Linked DNA regions of Mus musculus: region 2 is linked to region 1. Evidence: chromatin contacts called from ENCODE POLR2A ChIA-PET data. All regions are on one chromosome and are shown on one strand. Each heading gives the region's core, a stretch centred on a gene start or an enhancer-like site at or near the end of the contact. The rest is flanking DNA. Distances are from core to core; before and after follow the strand shown.

Evidence for each region. ChIA-PET counts read pairs that join two places held with the same protein, here RNA polymerase II (POLR2A).
Region 2: POLR2A ChIA-PET joins it to region 1 with 10 read pairs in Patski. The contact joins the enhancer-like site here to the promoter of Rad50 in region 1. POLR2A ChIA-PET finds 5 or more read pairs at or near these places in 2 of 5 experiments (Patski and embryonic stem cell).

What each region holds. Positions count from the first base shown.
Region 1 is chr11:53,705,101-53,709,597 of GRCm38, reverse strand. Rad50 (RAD50 double strand break repair protein) reads left to right here and starts at 2,279. Exons shown (of 25, transcript NM_009012.2): 1 at 2,279-2,671; 2 at 3,530-3,613. The coding sequence starts at 2,543.
Region 2 is chr11:53,847,654-53,852,150 of GRCm38, reverse strand. Gm12216 (predicted gene 12216) reads left to right here. Exons shown (of 4, transcript NR_033332.1): 2 at 2,041-2,146. It overlaps Gm30785 (a long non-coding RNA gene), which reads right to left. Exons shown (of 3, transcript XR_879845.2): 3 at 4,447-4,497. Among named protein-coding and RNA genes, the nearest start is that of Gm12216, 9.4 kb to the left of the region's middle. Within about 2 kb of position 2,060, at least 2 of the 3 ENCODE cell types and tissues checked have a DNase peak (open chromatin) inside an H3K27ac peak, as active enhancers do.

The sequences.
Region 1 (4,497 bases), core at 1,030-3,529:
AGCGCAAGAGCGCTAGAGTGCAAAGGGCAAAAGCAAGAGCCAGAGCAAGAGTGCAAAAACGCAAGAGTGCAAGAGAGCAAGAAAAAGAACAAGAACAAGAAAGCAAAAGAGCAAGAAAAAGAACAAGAAAAAGAACAAGAGCAAGAGAGAGAAAATGGCAAAACCCCGTCCCTTTTAAGGAGAATTATCCTCCGCCTAGGACGTATTACTCCCTGATTGGCTGCAGCCCATCGGCCCAGTTGTCATCACGAGAAAGGCAGAACACATGGCGGGAAAACTGCCCCTGCACGTGTGCAGATTATGTTTACCACTTAGAACACAGCTGTCAGCGCCATCTTGTAACGGCGAATGTGAGGGCGGCTCCCCACAGGAATGTGCAATGATCCTCCTGCCTCAGCTTCCCTAGAACAGGGATTACAGGCTTGTCTCACCAGGTCTGTCTGGCTTCTTCTTTTTCTTGAAAAAAAAAAAATTAAAGCATGAAGCCAAGTGTGGTGGCTCACACCTTTGATCCCAGCACTTGAGAGTCAGAGGTAGGTGGCTCTCTCAGTTTGAAGCCAGCTTGGTCTACATAATGAGTTCCTGGCTGCCAAGATTACACGTCACAAAATGACAATGGAAAAATTAAAATGTAATTATATCATTTCCCCCTTCCCTTTTCTCCCTTCAGCCCTCTCATGTTCTGTCTCCCCTTTACTCTCTCTCAAATTCATGGCCTCTTTGTTATTTTACACACACACAAACAACCTACCGAGCCAGTTAGTGTTACTTGTACACATATGATTTCAGGGCTAACCACTTGGTATTGGATAACCAACTCCTCCCCAGAAAAGACCACCTCTTCTCTTCTCAGCAGTTAATTCCATTGTAGTTCTCTATGGGCTCCCTTTCCATGTCAGCATGTCTACTGATGCTGTCCTTGTTCAGGTCTTGTTTAGGCAGCCATATTGCTATGGTATCATGTGTGAAATTTTCTGTCATTTCTAGGAGACACAATCTCACAGGTTTCCTGGACCTCTGGTTCTTACAATCTCTTCACCCCCTCTTCTGACATGTTCTGTGAGCCTAGGTCCAAGAGTTGTGCTGTTGATCTATGAATCAGGGCTGGGCACGCCAGGCCAGCCTTTTATTTTTGTATGAGACAGGGTCTCACTCTTAGTCCACACTTAACAGTGAAAGGCATCCTCCTGCCTCAGTCACTCACCTGAGTGCAGGAATTACAGGTTTGAGCCTCCATAGCCAGCCCCTTTCTACCTAATTCCTACCTTGTGACCTTGTTGACAGGAGCGGACTTTCTTCCTACTTATAAGAACCCTGTCTTGGAACAGCATCTGGTTTTGGGTCCACAAACTTTTGGTCTTAAACTCCTTTTGCACTTTTAAATACTGCTGAGGGTGGAGGCATTGTATATGTTACTAATAGTTCAGTGGCAAAACTTTAAAAAAAGCCTACACACACATATATACTTTGTGTATTGCCTGCATGTATTACAGCATGTCTATGCCTGGAACTCAGGGAGGTCAGAAGAGGGTGTTAGATCCCCTGGAACTGGAATTACAGATGGTTGGGGCCACCATGTGGGTGCTGGGAATTGAACCCCGACAATCTGCAAGAGCAAGTGCTCTTAACCACTGAGCCACCTCTCCAGCTCACAAAACCATTAGCTCTGCAAGGATCTCAACACAAGCCTATGTAAGCATTAACTAGCAACATTTACAGCTTAGTAGAAATGAAAACTGATTTATTCTAAAGGAAAAATATATACAAGAGTGCAGTCTATTGTAATGGCAGCACCACAGTCACGTGATCAAGAGAAACTACTCGCCACTATAAAGTGAAAAACCAAAAAAAAAAAAAAAAATAATAATAATAATAAAAAGTGACAGTGAAAAACGCTGTTAAACAGTACTGTCCGTACAGTAGATGTCATTAACAAACCACTAACTGGGGTCTCCGACTGCACCCCAGCCTACCCATGCGGTCCAGGGATCCAAATGTGGACGTAAAGTATGGTCTTCGCTACTTAAGATGGGCTAGGAGGCTCTGTAATAGCGACGCTTGGAAGACTGAGGCAGGAGAATCGCAAGTTCGAGCCTACAGAGCTAGACCCGATCTCAAAACGTCAAAGCAAACAGTGATAGGTGGCAGCTGCCTCCCTGCCCAACTTCTAAAAGACAACAGCTACTCGTCCTGCTCGTGTTGCTTAGGACTCCCACTTCCCGGCATGCCCCGGGCGTGCGAGAGGCGTGGACAAGTACGCGCCCGCCCCCACGTGACCCCAGGTCGTGCGAGGCGGGAATGTGCGAGCTTACGGTTGCTGGCTCGCTTGGCTTTTCTGGGCTGTGCAGACCCTAACCGGCCCGCGCCCTCCCGGGAAACCGAAGCCCGCGGGGCCGGAAGTGCTCTCGCCACCGGAGCTCCTGCTCGCAGCGCGTGTTCGGAACTTTTGGGTCCTCTCGCGGCGTTCCTTCCCGGCTTGCCCAGCTTCCGCCTTGAGGTTAAAACTCGCCCCTGGCACTGAGTAAAGGAACGTGGTGCAAACATGTCCCGGATCGAAAAGATGAGCATTCTGGGCGTGCGAAGTTTTGGGATAGAGGATAAAGATAAGCAGATTATCTCTTTCTTCAGCCCCCTCACAATTTTGGTTGGACCCAATGGGGCGGGGAAGACGGTAAGTCCTGAGGCGAGGGCCCCAGAAGGTGTTTAGGGCGTCGCCCTGCGCGCTGCGTGGGCCTCGGGGACCTCAGAGCCGGTCCGGCCCAGCAACTCGGAGTGTCGGAAGCCCACGCGTGCGCTCCGCTCTGGCATCTCGTTCCCGGGGAAGGCCGGCTGCGCCCCTGCTTCCCAGCCCCGCCCCCTAGTTCCGGAAGCGTAGCAGACTCTCGCCACCTACCTGTGCCCAACTGGGACCTCCCAAAAGCCCCTCCAAAAAGCTTTTTTTTTAAATATGAGAGATAGGTAACCTAGAGTTGCAAAACATGTCTACTGGTAAAACATAACGATGGAAAAAAAAAGACTTATTGTGGACATGAAGCTGATAGAGTAGCCCTAACGCTGGAAAATTATTTTATTACTTCTGAAGATTTGGGCAATGCGTTGTGACACACTCGTTTAATCCTAGATTGGCAGAGACATGCCCATTTCTATGAGTTTGAGGCCAGTTTGATCTACACAATAAGTTGCAAGATAGCCAGAAATACCAACTTGGATGTTGAATGTCAGGAGGTGGACTTTTATGTGGAAATGTTACTTGACATTGTACCAGGTCTGTTCTTAGCCTTGATCTCCTGGAAGGAAGACATAATAAAGCGCTTATAATCACTAGCTACATGTATACATATTTTTTGCTATTATTTAATTTATTTATTTTGGACACAGCATCCCACATAGCTTAGGCTGACCTGATCTTCTTGTCCACCAAATGCTAGAATTGTAGATACACACCTCCACACCTGGCTGTGAATGAATATTTGTCATAAACTACTGTGGTTCTCATCACTAAATAACACACAACTTGCTCTTTTTTTAGACCATCATTGAATGTCTAAAGTATATTTGTACTGGAGATTTCCCTCCTGGAACCAAAGGAAATACATTTGTTCATGATCCCAAGGTAATGGTGTCTGTAAAGTTTTGTATTTTAAGAATTAAATTTTTATAATTCTAAAAGTAGTGGTTGCTTATTGTAGAGGACCTTAGAGTGGAAAGTATGCAGAGAAGATGGTCACCTGCAGTGGACGCACCCAGTGATAACCATTGTTGGCATTTTTATTTTCCTATGTACTGTTTAACCCAGCAGAGATCATAGTCCTATCTAATGGTACATTTCGGGGTTTTCCCCCCAGAGCACTGTCATACAGTGTGAAGTTATTAAAGCACAATAGGGCTGACAAGAGCAGGTAAACACATTTGCTGGTCACGCCAGGGTCAAACTTAAGAAGGGTGAGGGGAGAATTGACTCCACAATGAGTTCTCTGACCTTGTGTCATGCACAGACATTCGCGTGTACATACACACATACACACACACACACACACACACACACACACCTCTAATAATAATAACAAATAATAAAAGGAAGTTTTGAAGAAGAAAGCAAAACCACTATAATGATTTCTTAATCTTGGTGTATGGGATGTTTCAATCTTTAGACTTTTTTTTTTTTAATTTAGCTGGAGTCTTTTAGTTGAAATTTGTGATGCTATATAAAATCATTAATAGTTGCAGTATTATTTGCAGTTAGATTGCTTTTAGTTTTTCACCATAGTCTACCGTGATGTAAATCTTTGGAATGCCTTGTTTGGATTGTGATGTTTTACATATAAATATGTTTTGCATATCTATATGCAACAAGAATGTGAATTTATGTAGTGCCGCAGAATCCCATTAAGGTAAGTGTTTATTGTTAAATTCTTTCTGTGCTTGTAAAACCATGTCTTTGTGTATCTATAATTACACTTTCACATTTATATTTTAGTGTATCAGAATTTTGTTTAT
Region 2 (4,497 bases), core at 811-3,310, 140 kb before region 1:
TCTTTTAAAAACACACATCTGAGCACATTATTCCTCTCTGCCCAGGACCCTGAGAGTTGCTGTGGTTCACAGAGGATACGACTGTTTGGCATCAAGTGCACTGAAAGGCTGGCCACGCCCCTTCTTAGCCGCCTGCTGCCTCCACACCGCTTCCTGTCTGTGACCTAACCTGTACACAGAGCATGCTCCCTACTGCAGGTCTCCACCCCACCCAAGATGTCCTCACTCTACAGAGAGTAGCAAATATTCCTGTGGTAACACTCTAGGCGGCAGGGACCACAGTTACTATGTAAAGACTCCATAGGAGCTAAGAGCCTGGCTAAAGCTTGCCTATGATTGTATCCCTAGCAGGTGCCCGACATGCAGTTGCAAGCAAAACCTGACATGGTCAGGGAGCTCTTGAAGACAAAGGAATATACACGAGATTTGTTTGTTGATCTCGTTTTCTACCGCCTATACTTTGCTCGTGCTCAGCATGTGTGTCTGTGAGTGTGCATGTGCACATGTGTATTATGGATGTGTGTGTGTGTGTGTGTGTGTGTGTGTGTGCATATACAAGGCATGGTGAATGTGTGAAGATCAAAGGACAAGTTCAGCCTATGGTCCTCACCTTCCACTTTGCTGGAAGCAGAGTCTGGGTTGGTTGCCTCTGTGCTGTGCCCTCCTGGCTAAGTGGCCTGTGAGCTTCTGGTGATTCTCCTGTCTCATCTCCTGCTTCCCCATAGGAGCGTTTGGAGTATAGATGCATGCACCACTGCACCTGGCTTTACATGAGTTCTGGGGAATCGAACTCAGGTCTTGATGCTTGCTTGTTTGCTTGCTTGCTTGCTTGCTTGCTTGCTTGCTTGCTTGCTCCTGTGCAGGTACTTACCCACTGAGCCATTGTGTAGCTCCTGCTCCGCATTTACCATCTTTCCTGTGTTACCTCTAGTAGTAGAGTGGAAGCCCTGAGAGGAGAAATTTATCTTGTGTGTATGCATCTCTCACCCCAAATACCAGGGCGGTGCTGTATTCGTGAAGATGTGGGAACAGCCTCCAGGGTACTCAGCATCTCCAGGTTTCCATTTCTCACCAACCTCTTTGAAATCAGCTGATATCCCCATTCTTCATTTTAATCACCCAGCCTAATTTTGACATTAGGCTGACTGGTGGAGACCTTTTAAAAAACATTCACCTGTTGCTCTGAGGATTCAATAAATGAATAAAAGCCAAGCATGTGGTCTACAGCTGCGTGTGGGTTAGCTGCTGTCATTAAGAAATGTCTGTGGGTTGGTGTGTTAATCTTAGCTCTTGGAGGGCTAAGGCAGGTAGATCTCTGAGTTGGAGGCCAGCCTGGTCTATACAGTGAGTTCTGTGATAGCCAGGCTATGTAGAAAGACTTATCTTGGGGTTAGGGGGAGAAAAATAAAAGAAAGAAAAATTGGATGGGACTGGCAAGCTTGCTCAGTGGGGTAAAGGCACTTCTCTTCTACCCTGATAATCTGAGTTCAATCCCCAAGACCCACAGAGTAGAAGGAAAGACCAAATTCCTGAAAGTTGTCCTCTGACTTCCACACACACGCTGTAGAGCATACATGCCAACACACACACTCCCCTCCCAAGTCGACGAATACATACATGTAATATTTTTTTAATGTTTATACTTGCCAGATGTTGCGGCACTTACCCCCAGTCTCAGCACTTCGTAGGATGAGGCAGGGGGATCACAGGTTTCAGGCCAGCTTTGATATCAAGGTCTAAAAAATAAAATTTAAACAGCAGCTAGGTGTGGTGGCCTGTGCCTTTTAATCTCTGGAGGCAGAGACATCCAGATCTCTGTGGGTTTGAGGCCAGCCTGGTCCACAAAGCAAGTTCCAGGCCAACCAGCGCTACACAGCCCAGTCTCAAAATAAAAATAAAATAAAATAAAATAAAATAAAATAAAATAAAATAAAATAGAAAGGGCAGGGAGGTAGGGAGGGCCAGAAGAGCTTGCTTTGGTGGGTGGCTTTAGCTGAGTGCTCTGGGTCAGTCTTAAGTGTTTCTATGTCTGGCCTGCAGGTGGCAGCATGCCCCGGGCCTCCTTGTGATGTCAGGAGGCTGGACAGCCAAGAAAGAAGAAAATGGACTCCCTCCTTCTGAAGACTTGCCTGGAAGCCAGCCCCGAGTGAGTGTGAGCTTTTGCAGCCTCCTGCGTTAGATTGTAGGCGCTGATGTGAACCACATGTGTTCTGTGTTGGAGTTGTTAGTTGATATTCACAATTCGTCTACAAAACCATAATCTGTGAAACCAGCTATCTTTTTAATGTTGCAGGGAATGAAGGACTCCGGGTGGGAGTGGGGAAAGTGCACCCCAGTAGCTCAGCAGGTGTGTGGTATGTTGGAGTGTGAGGTATCTGTGCTAGGCTCTTTAGTCGCTCTCACAGCTGCTCTGTAGTGCTTCAGGGTCCACTGGGGACTTATCCTGGCTCACCAGATCCCGATTTCTGTCAGCCCTAAGGCCAGACTACTCCCTTGATCACCCCACCCACAACCCATTAGTTTAATAGCTTACTTACCCTAAGACCTTATTTGTGCTTCAGTCCTTTGAGGGGCTGGAGAGACCTCAGGGGCTGCGAATGCTTGCGGGTGGAGAACACATCCTTTTCTTTCTAGAGGACATGAGTTCCGTTCCTAGCTCATAACCCACCCCTGGAACTCCAGCTCCAGAGACTGATGTGTTCCTCGGGCCTCTCATGGCACACACACACACAGCTGTGCACATGCACAGGCACAAAAAATAACGCTTTAAAGAAAACTCAGTGGACTTGAATGGGCTGGTGGTCTATTTTTTTTTAATCCCATTTTGTTAGTGTTTCTACCAAATGTTGTATTGTTGTTGAGATTACCTCTGCCTTTTCATGCCAAAGTCACTGCACCCCTCCTTCCTTCTACCCGCCCTCCCTGAATTTCACCTGCTGGGCTTGGTGTGATGACTGTCCCTCAGCTGCGATCCCTTTAAGTCCCCACCTGAGAAGGTTCCTGTGACATCAGCAGCAACCTTGGTGGTCCCTGTTGCTCAGCCCCAACCTGGGTCAGCTTTGCTCCACACTGTCTTCATCCTATGGAATTCCAGACACTCAGCTGGAATGTTGGATCTTAATTTTACCAAACACCCTGCTTAAGAGAGAGGTTTTGCTGGGCGGTGGTGCTGCACGCCTTTAATCCCAGCACTTGGGAGGCAGAGGCAGGTGGATTTCTGAGTTCGAGGCCAGTCTGGTCTACAGAGTGAGTTCCAGGACAGCCAGGGCTATACTGAGAAACCCTGTCTTGAAAAACAAAAAACAAACAAACAAAAAAAGAGTGAGGTTTTTATGGTTGGAAGAAAGAGGTATTTTGTAAATCAAGTTTGCTTTTTGTCTTTTGCCTAAAATTACTAATTTTTAAAAAGTATTTAAATTTGGGCCTGGGCATAATAGTTCATATCTTTAGTTCTAGGGCTGCAGGCTGATCTCTATGGGTTTGAGGAAACCTTGATCTACATAGTAAGTTCCCAGACAGCCAGGGCTACGTAGTGAGACTCTCCAAGTATGATCGCTGTCTTCAAACACTCCAGAAGAGGGCATGGGATCCCATTACAGATGGGTATGAGCCCCATGTGGGGGCTGGAATTGAACTCAGGACCTCTGGAAGAGCAGTCAGTGCTCTTAACCGCTGAGCCATCTCTCCTGCCTTCCAAAACAACTTTTTAATTGATGTATTTTGTTTACAATCCAGTTTCTTTCTCCCTCTCCTGCTCCCTCCTACCTTCACCCCTCCTTCCTCGCTTTGTTTTTTTTTTTGTTTTGTTTTTGTTTTTGTTTTTTTTGAAACAGAGTTTCAACAGTAGCCCTGGCTGTCTGAGAACTCACTCTGTAGACCAGGCTGGCTTCCAACTTATAGATCTGCCTGCCTCTGCCTCCTAAGTGGTGGGCTTGAAGATGGGCACCATGCAGTTTAGTTCCTTTCTCTTCTCTCTCTTAAATTGTCTTCATTTGTTTGCTGTTTCATTTTGGCTATCTGTGGCAGTGGGTTTATTCTCAAGCACAGTCAATAGCCTAGAGAAAGAATTACTACCAGGAGGAGGGGGATGGACGTGGGGTGGCTCAGCAGGCGAAGGTGCTTGCCGCCAAGTCCAGAGACCTGAGTTCAGTCCACAAGACCCACATGGCAGAGAGAGAGAACCAACTCCCACAAGATGTTCTCTGATGTCCATTGTGGTGCTTACAAGTGCACACAGACAGGCACACAAAATAAAATGGAACTTCAAACATGTTTTTTTTTTTTTTTAAAGATTTATTTATTTATTATATGTAAGTACACTGTAGCTGTCTTCAGACACTCCAGAAGAGGGCGTCAGATCTCGTTACGGATGGTTGTGAGCCACCATGTGGTTGCTGGGATTTGAACTCTGGACCTTCAGAAGAGCAGTCGGGTGCTCTTACCCACTGAGCCATCTCACCAGCCCCCAAACATGTTTTTAAACAGCTAATATTAGGG